Regions from separate parts of the Mus musculus genome. Here region 2 is linked to region 1. Evidence: chromatin contacts called from ENCODE Hi-C or POLR2A ChIA-PET data. All regions are on one chromosome and are shown on one strand. Each heading gives the region's core, a stretch centred on a gene start or an enhancer-like site at or near the end of the contact. The rest is flanking DNA. Distances are from core to core; before and after follow the strand shown. Region 1 holds the start of Ap3m2 (adaptor-related protein complex 3, mu 2 subunit). Region 2 holds the start of Plat (plasminogen activator, tissue).

Region 1 (4,901 bases), core at 2,019-4,518:
TCCTACAAGATGAGAAGGACGGCAGGTTTTGCTGTTCCGTTTGCCTGATGACCTGTCTGCAGGCTAGTGGTATCAGTTTATGCCTGCATATTTTTTAAAATTCAAGTATTAAATAAAGTTTCGGGTGCTCTCCAGTGTTCCAAAGCCCATTAGGTAGACAGAGGGTATTCCAACACACGGACGTTCCTTGTTTAAACTTGTTTAAACTTTTGCTTTTGCTTTACACATAGCGCTTAGTACACACGGCAAAACTGAAAACTACAGGCTGCTCTGAGAGTTTCCATTTCCCAACCGCTAGTCTCACAGCTGCCTAAGCAACCACTTCCTGAAATGCAAATACACACGCCAGCGCTCACACTCGCTACCCCATACCATACATACTGATTATTGAGTACTCAGGGAAATCTCTACCCCTTCAGCTCGCCCCAGGGACCAACTTTCACAAGGGAGAGGCCAGCGCTGGCCACTTCTAGTCTCTGTAAGGAGCTCCCTTTCTGTTTTTCTTCCGGCAAACTGATTCTGTTTGGCTTCCCTGAGCCTGCTCGCCCAGTCCTTAGCGGAGTCGATGTGGACAGGAAGCAGGTGTCCGGCGCCATCCCAGGGCAGGCCTGCGTGGGAGCCGATGGTCCCCGCAGCGCAACCCGAGTGACTCCGGCGAGACCCGCCTCCCCCTGCACCTTAGAAACCGCACCACCCGTCAGCTGGCTTCAAAACAAAGAGTCCATTCAGCGGCTTCAGATGCTGGCTCGTCGCCATGGCAACCATCCTCCGCCTCCTCCCCTACCCTCCCGACTCCCCGCAGCTGCGTGGGTGGAGGCGCCGCTTTGTCCGCGGGGGCCGGCTTTATTTCCCGCCTTTGCGGTGGACTAGAAAGGAGTCACCCCCGGGAATTCACTGTGGAAGCCGCAAGTTTCTTTTTTAGCCAGGATGGTTGGGTCCAGAGAGCCTGTCCCCGCAGGCTCAGCAGCGCCACCTTCCGTGGCCAAGAGCGCACTGCCCAGTCCGCCGCTGCGCAAAAGCTCCGTGGGACTCCCTATTGTCGCTTTTCTAGTGGCGTTCACATTTGAACAGCTAGAGCTTTCTTGGCTGAAAAGACAGAATGGTTATGTAAACAATCAAGATGATTTGTTTTGTGTTTCAGATGGTTATTTTCAATGATTATGCACTTTCAAAGAACTTGTATTTTTGATGAAATTCTCAATATTTACTTTGTCTATTCTATGAAGGAACTTTTTAAAAAATAAAAAAAAATCTATAGCGCCAGAAAAAAAAAATCTTTGGCTGCCACGTGAATTTGGGAGTTGGGAGGTTCTTATAGGTCCACACGCCTATAAGCTGTCTGAGGAATCCTAGAATGAGGACAGATGGAGCTTACAAGATCTGTCTGGGGAACTGGGCGTGGGGGGGAGTACAGCCTAAGAGAATAGATCAAGAGAGAGAAGGCGGAACAGTGTGCAGAGAAAAATAGGCTGGTGTCTGTGTGCTGAGGAGCATAGGACGAGTTATACAAAGTCACATTTCCGCGTCTGGTCTGTGGGAGGGAGTGGTCACGGTCTTCCTTACATTGTACTTAATAAAGGCAGATGCTGAAGGGAATTCTGGGGCAGCTGCGTCACATCTCACTGAGTCAACTTTTAACAAAACTTGAAAACTCATTCTCAAATGATAAAAAGGCCACCTGTAACACTCAGGCAATGCTAAGTAAGCCACGCAGAGAAAAGGAAACCCAGGAGGTGACTTGACAGAGGAAGTTTTTCTGGTCTTCACTTCTAGCTACAAAAAAACCCACATTTGATGAACAGGAAGCAGCTGGGTCTGGCACACAGTAGACAAATGTTTGCAAAGCAGAGGTTTGGTTTGCTTCTGAGAGTAATCTTTATCTAAATAACTACTTAGAAACTAAGTATGTTATTTGAAAACTTCTTTTTTTTTGGACCAATCTCTTTTCTTCCTCCGGAAATCTTCTCATTTGATGACTATTTCTTCTGTAATTTCAAACGGGACGTATGAGGCAATGTCACAAATCGTTCTTTTTTTTTTTTTTAAGCTTTGAAATTATTTTTAAAATTTCTTCTCACACCCCTCCCCCGCGCGCGCCCGGCCCCGGGTGAGTAGCGACCAGGTGGGCAGCACAAGCCTTTAATCCCAGCACTCCGGAGGCGGGAGGCAGAGGGAAACAGTTCAAAGCTGTCCCGATCTGGAGACTTCCCGGCCAGCCAGAATTGTTCAGCGAAACTGTCTCAAGTAACAAAACGAAAGGGAAAATAAACACACACACACACACACACCCGTTTTTGCATGTATGAGGTACGCGTTTGCATTTGTGCATGGAAACACTTGTAGGAGTCAGAATATCACTCCTCACCTTCCATCTGATTTGAGGTAGGGCCTCTTGTTTTTAGGTACTGCCAGAGACCTTTCGGAGACTCATCTAGATTGGCACGACCGTCATCACCGCAGTTTGTCATTTCATCTTACAGTGTGCCCAGCAGTTTTTGCAACCCCCTTCACACTTCATCTTACCGAATGCCTCATTTTAATCTAACTGAAGATAAAATTTCCATCGGATCTCTGCTTCACACTTTCCCGAGTCACAGTAACCTGTGATCTCTTTAAATTTAAGGTGGTTTCAAAGACCTGCCCCAACACCTTCATTATCGGATCTGGGAACTGAGAGTCTGGAAGGAGAAGTCAGTCTTATCTGTCTGTCTGTCACTCTTTCTCTGCCTTGCTCCCCCCTCCCCACTACGTCTCTACTTTTCTCCCTTCCTTTCCTCTCTTGTCTTCTCCCCTCCCCTCCTTTCCTCTATTCTTCCCGGTTCTTTCCCGCTGGCTTGGAACTCCCTGTGTAGACAACAAGGTTGGCCTCGAACTCACTGAGATACTTCTGCTTGTCTCCTGAGTGCTGGGATTAAAGACCTGCGCCACAGGCCCGGCAAGCAGTCGCTTTTTAAGTGCACCTGTGTAATGGAGGTTAGTTATGATTGGTTATCTGTGATGCATTAAATTAGAAGCATCCCGGGAATCATTTTACCTTTCCGGTCACTTTCTAGCTCCCCGGAGGCCCTTTGTGACTGGATGACCGACTGTCTTCATCCTCCAATCGGGGCTTGGAGTCTCAGAGCTACACCAATTGAAGGTTACCGGACCTTCAATAAAGACCAATCGGATGCTAGAGCCTAGCAAGCGAACGGCGATCAATCAGAGCGCAGGAGCGGCAGCCGGGGAGCGGCTGGCCAATCAACGTGAGAGCGGTGAGGAGGGGGCGGAGCCTTCGTGCAAGGAGCACTGCGCAGCGCGACTGCGCTGCGGAGCCGGAACGGAGCCTGAGACCTGGTCGAAGCTGGTAGGGTTGGGCTGGGCGCGCGCGGATGGGAAGGGCTGCGTTGGGCGTCGCCTGGGAGAGAGGTACGGGAAGAGTCCCGGGCTACAAATGCCGTTGCCATGGCAACGCAGGTGCACAGTTCTGGGACCAGGGTCCCTGCTTCTGGACAGTTTTCAGGCTGGAGCCCCAAGGCCCATAGGGCCTCCAATACCCTAGGCTTGCAGGCTGCTGGGCTGCAACCTCTCGATGGCTGTCTTGGCAGCCGACGATCTGGACTCTCTCCTGGGGCACTAGGAAAACAGGTCTTAGCAATGTGACCAGTTGTGCTAGCTCAAGTCAGTTCGCTTCTAGGCCACCCCTGGGTGCAGCAAAGCTGCCTCATCCTGGAGATGTCACTGTAGACAAACTAGGGTGTCTCCAGAGATTTTTTTTTTAAGCATCCAGCGGAATGCTTTGTGCACAAATAATTCAGAGAATAGGTCCTTAGTGAATGAGTAAAGATCACAGTGGCAAAGATTCCAGGGGCTGGCTCTGCTCAGGAGAAGTAGAAAGCACATCACATATGCTGTTTCGAATAGGAATCGTGGTAAGCTAACGATAAGTTAAATTTTAATATATTTCATTTGACCCAAACATATTACCAGTATTAAATAAGTGGTAAGATATTTAAAATTGAGTCTTTTTTCCCAACCGAAGCTGTCCAGTCTCTAATCTTACAGTATATGTCAGTACTATCGGCCTCTTTTCAAATGCCCACTACCCATTTAAATAGTGCCTAACATCTTTGTTTATTTCATCTAGATTTTTTTTGTTTTGTTTTGTTTTGTTTGTTTTTTTGAGACAGGATCATGTTATGTAACCCAGGCTAGTCTCAAACTTGTGATCCTCCTGTCTTAGCTCCCAAGTGCCTGGCAAAGTCGGATTTAAAAGAAAATTAAGTATATTTATGTGCACCCATGTGAACAACAGGTTGTCACTTCTCTTCTCTCATGTTATGAGTCCCAATGAAATTGAATCCCATTGTTTGGATCGTTAGCAAGCCTCACCTGCTGAGCCATCTCACAAGCCTGAAACTAGTGTTTTAAGTGGATCTAACTCGGGCAATAATAACAGAGAACTGAAAATCTACAACAGACAAACAAATTGGCTGCTAGTTATTATTGGGAATTCAAGGGAAGAATCCTTAGGGCTCATGTAATAGTAGCAGGTATGTCTGGCCGGTGGCCTGCAGGCCACATGTGGCCCAGGACAGCTAGGAACGTTGCCCAACACAAAACGGTAAACTTCCTTAAGTCATGGGGACATTTGCTTTCCCATCTCGTTTTGTGACTTGTATGCTTCCTGAGGGTGTTTTTGTGGATGACAGTGTCGTGTTGGCAGTATCAAAAAGTTGAATGCACCAATGGGAAGAGGACTTGGGCCTGATCCTCGAACCTCTGGAAAATAAGGTTGTTTTAATTCAGTGAAAATGAGTCCAGTCTCTTTTGTTTGTAGGGTTGAAAACTAGCTGAATCCAGAGGCTCGCAGACTGAACCAGCGTTCCTCTCCCACCAGCCTCTCCACCATGATTCACAGC
Region 2 (4,941 bases), core at 2,144-4,643, 48 kb after region 1:
GTTTGAGGACTGCCACCTGCCTCCCAAGCTGTCTGAGCTCTTCCCACTAACGGTCTGCATGATCCTTGTTTGTGACATTTTTTAGTTTTAATTTCTGGTGCTCTGGATTGGACTCAGAGCCTTGCATTTGCTAAGCGCATGCTCAGCCACTGAGCTGCAACTCAACCCTACTGATAACACTCTTAAACGGCTTTAAAGAGAGCAGACACTTCTCAATGCTAGGAACAGGACCCTTGAACTTAGACCCCCAACAGCCACTTACAGGTGTGGGTGGGCAATGTTGCCCCTCTGAGCCTCAGTTTCCTGGGCTTCCCAATGGGCTAATCTCTTCTATCTTGTATAGTTTTTGAAAGTTAAAGGAGCTATAGATACAGAACCTGGAAGCCTGATGCACGGCCGGTGTGCACCGGGCTTCAAGTGAATGTCCTCATCAACAGGACTCAAGTTGTTCGAAGCTACTGATAAAGAAGAGGTACCAAGCTCTTTGGGATGTGTGTGGGGGTGGGGCACGGTCCTCCTGGTCTTCAAGGGTTAATAACGGTTCCTTTTTCCTTGCACATATGACATGATAGAAAGCCCAGGTTCTGCACCAGGGTCAGAGAGCAGTACACACAGGAGCCATTACTTCCTGAATGCAGAGTGATATCTTATATCCCCATCTTCAATCTGTTTTTCTGGTTTGCCTTTTTCAGGACAGTTTTTCCACCCCACAGCAGGGCCTCTGAAACTCTCTGGGCATCTGGAATCAGCACTTGCCACATTTAGCTGCTTCAGTGGAATCATTAAGGTATAAGCTAACAGGATATTTGCTTCCACAGAATAGACTTGCAGTAGAAAAGTCTACAACGTATGGGACCAGTCTATGCCTGCAGTGATCATTTCAGAGGCACAGGGTGGACTCGGGTCTGTTAGGTCAATCCCCAAAGAAAACTCTAGAGGCTTCTCTCTGATGTGTCAGGAGCACTGAACATGAAGAACAGCTGGCCTGTGTTTTCTGAGCTGCTGACACAGCTCTCCTGGACTGTGCCTTTAAACATTCCAGAGAAATTTGTGATACATGACCAGCAATCTGCTTCATTTGTTTTTCCAGTAACCAAGAATTGAGTTCATCTTACCTTGCACTCCTATCTATAAAAGTTAGTCTCCCAGGCATCATGAAAGTAGACAGTTGGGCCAGTATTAAAGATGATGGTACTTGACCAAGGCTTTGTGAATCTCTACCTGTAACTTAACTTTCCTTTCCTTTCCTTTCCTTTCCTTTCCTTTCCTTTCCTTTCCTTTCCTCCTGAAACAGGATCTCACTTATCCCAGGCTAGCCTTGAGCTTCTGATCTTCTTGCCCACATCTCCTGAGCACTAGGGATTACAAGTGTTCACTGTAACACCAAGTTTACCTGGTGCTGGGAATCAGGCCTAAAGACTCTCTGCATTCCACGTGAACACTCTGCCAACTAAGCTGCAGCCCCAACTCCAGCTCCGTCCTCTAGAAATCTGGGTCGTCAGCACCCGACTGGGTTTGAAGTGAGACCTATCCCATGGCCAGCTCAAAGCTGGCCTTCAGTTCTTGGTTTCTGCATTTAGTTGCTTCCTGCAGCATTTTCTGACACCCAAGAGAAAAAAAAAAAAGAAACAAAAAAAGCTATTCTGAGACAATAGATGCACAGCTGCCAGAACTCAGATTGCACTGTTTCAGCTCAGACCACCAAAGGCTCCCACTCACAGAGACCTGGTGTCTCGGGATGTGTGTGAACTTTACACTGTGAATGGCGTTAAGTCTATTAACTGTGGCTGATAAGCCGTGTTTGCAGCCTCCACCATTAGATGGAGGACGAGCACATGTGTTTTCACCTTACAACCCTCACACCAGTCTTTCCAGTCCACGAGCCTGGCAGGCAACTCTGAGTCACTCTCTGGCTTTGGCCGAGCACCCTGCTCAGTGAGCAGTCTTGATGTGTGCAGCTTCAGTCCCCAAAGCCTTAGCGGAAATATAGATGTTCCTCTGCTCCTCCCGGCTGCATCAAGCATCCTGGGTCTGGGAGAGAGCAGGCCAGCTGCTGTAGAACTCACAGGAGACTTTCCAAATAATCTGGGGGTGTCCTGGAAACTCCGTCCTAATCCAGTTGGTCCGGGGTGGGGGGGTGCAGCTAGTACTGCCCCTGCCAGGATACAGGCTGGCTCTCCTAAAAACACTTTAGGTGGATTGAACAGGATGGTCAGAGGGACTGTTTACATTATAGTGTTTCCAGTATCTGGTCTGGGGCTGAATATTATTTAACCCTCACTGGCTGTGCCCACTCTACCTTCCACTGACCTGCATAGATTTGTTCTGGACAGGCCACGTCTGGATCTCAGTGAAAATCCCTAGCTGTATTTTTCTGTAAGTGTACTCCAGTTGTATTTGTGACGCGCTCGCAGGATTGTTAAATATCCACCACCACAACAGACACACGTTTTTTGTATATGCCCCTGCCCCATTATCAGCTGCGGAAGACCACGGCATCATTCTAAGCTGGCCATCAAATTAAAGCATTGCTACTGCTTTTCTTTGCACTGAAGCTTCGTCCTTAGTTATCTTGGAGCGCTGCATACTTTCCTCCCACGCCCACACCATCTCTCCCTCCCCCCACTCCATCCATCCTCCCGCTGTTTCTGTGAGGTTAAGAAAACAAAGGTCCTGAAGGAATCCAGAGAGCCTTTAGACTCTTCCAGCTGCAGCATGAAAAAGCAAACACATCTGTGCTTGATGTCCAAGGGTGAGATTGACTGGAAGAACGGAAGAGAGGATGCGATGAACTCCCGAGAGACGAGAGGTTTTGCATCCTGACTCCCACTAGTAATGAGAGGTTCCTAAAAATCTCAGCTTCTCTCTGCCAGCCTAGTTAATCATGCTGCCCAGGCAAAATGCCCCCTCCTTGATGCCCAGCCTGTTTTTTAGTGTGTTCCTTGGTCAGAAGGTAGCCATACAACTCTGGCTTCTCAGCTCAGGAAGGCAGCTGAATCTAGTTACTGCCCGTTAGTGCTGCTCCCATTGTCTGTTGAAAGAACCGGAGTCATTCTGTTTGCTTTCTCCCCTGTGCAAGCAAAACTTCTGCAAGAGACACCTCTCTCCCATTCTCTCCCTCTCACCTCAGCTTACCCAGGGTCATTGCAAAGAACCCTGGATGATGCTGGCTGGTCCTCTGTCTGTGCTTCCATTAAGCATCCCTTCACTGGCTCAGTTTGCCCCCAAAGACTTTAAAGGGACAGAAGAAGAGTCAGCTGTTAGATACCGGCAGAAATTAACTTACCGAGAGTGCTTGCTTCTTTCCCACTCTTGCAGGGGCCTCTCCTTGACGCTGAGCTCTTGAGTTCCTGCAGGCTCTGTCTCCCTGAACAGCTCCAGCCAATTTGAAGGATGAAGAAGGGGTGGGGCCAGAGGTGTGGGCGGGGTTTCTCCTCTGCTGGTGGGTGGACTGAGGAGCCAATGGAGCAGCCGGTGTCTCTAAGGAGGGGGAGGAAGTGCGCGCGGAGGAGCACAGCCAGTCTTGGCTTGCCGCCAGTTTGATTATTCACCGTACTGATGTCATCGAATCACAGGAATTTTCAGAGTTGGAGGGGACTTAAGACTCATCCTGTTTTAAAACCCCGGTCTCAAAGGCCTAAAAGGAACTGTAAGGATCTGCTGCTCTAAGCTCCTGTCTTGACCCATGAGTTTATAGTTCTAAACAGCCCCGCCCAGTTGGGGATGGGGGAGAGGTCTTCTGGAATTTGAAGCAACTACCCCTCAGGACACGTGGGCAATTAATTGGCCGGGCAGATGATGATAAGCTGGGTTGGGTGTGACTGGAGATAGAACGCACATGACTTTTGGTGCGCTCCCTACCTCTGACCTGCTCTCCTAGACTGAGGTGCTTCTCTGCGGCATCTCAGCAGAGATCTCTCAGAGAATTGAGAAAAGTGGGGAAATGGGCAGGTCTCTCAGCCTCAGCACCCTGAAATTCTATCCTAAGCCATCCTTCTTCTAAGCCCCACACCCCGGAGGCAGACAATAAAAGCTCCTGAAAACTACTATTCTGATGACCCTTTCACAACCTACCAAAGCCTCGGCAGTCTCGGGGCACCAGGTCACCCAAAATTCCAGTTTAGTCTTCATCTGCAGCTGCTTGCACATCAGAGGGGTGGGCGAGTGGCCTCTGTCAATCTCGGCTGGCGTGGAGCTGAGAGGAGGGTTTCTCAGTAATCACAGGTGCCCTGAGTTTTGCTAAATGCACACTCCCCTCCATAAACACACACACACACACACACACACACACACACACACACACACATCCTCCGAAACCCCAGCTTTTGTGTTTCTACCACCTGTGAGTCTGTTTCCCCTGTCAGACTCCGGGGGGTGGGGGTGGGGGGGGGTGGGAAGCAAGACTGAAGAGCCAGAAATACAAATGGGAAGCTGATACCATAACAATGGGAACTTTGATTTTAGTCAAAGGATTGCAGGGGGGTGGGGTGGGGGGAGTGAAAATAAATCTTAATGATATCACATCCTGGGAAACTTGCCTAGGAGCCCTTTGCTCCAAAGGGCTCCAAGTACAATAACTTGGGGGCAGATGGATAAGAAAATGAAGTGCTGAAGAAAGAGTTCCTAAGGCTAGCTTCTGCAATGGGGGTCCTCTCTGTAGTGTGTGTCACCTGTGGGGGCAGAGAGTTGGCTTAATGATCCCTTTGTTGGGGGCAATGGAAGTGGACAGCTGACGAGGTATCAGGACAAAAACCATGATGAGAAAACTAATTAAGAAGTGATGTGATTCCCAGGATAGCCCAAGGAAAGAGAAGTGGGCAAGAAGCTGACAACACAGCTATTAACCAGGAGGCAGGTGCTCTGTGTACAGACTAAAAGCATCTCCTTTAAAAGGGGATCAGCTTTTAAGGACAAATGAGGTAAATATCCAGATGGCATTAT

The links. A loop is a pair of places that touch in the nucleus more often than their neighbours do. ChIA-PET counts read pairs that join two places held with the same protein, here RNA polymerase II (POLR2A).
Region 2: a map of heart shows a loop between it and region 1 (3-fold over the local background). The contact joins the promoter of Plat here to the promoter of Ap3m2 in region 1. A Hi-C loop is called at or near these places in 1 of 37 maps with a recorded cell type or tissue (heart). POLR2A ChIA-PET finds 5 or more read pairs at or near these places in 1 of 5 experiments (Patski).

What each region holds. Positions count from the first base shown.
Region 1 is chr8:22,804,021-22,808,921 of GRCm38, reverse strand. Ap3m2 (adaptor-related protein complex 3, mu 2 subunit) reads left to right here and starts at 3,268. Exons shown (of 9, transcript NM_029505.3): 1 at 3,268-3,346; 2 at 4,820-4,901. The coding sequence starts at 4,890.
Region 2 is chr8:22,756,174-22,761,114 of GRCm38, reverse strand. It overlaps Plat (plasminogen activator, tissue), which reads right to left and starts at 3,393. Exons shown (of 14, transcript NM_008872.3): 1 at 3,287-3,393.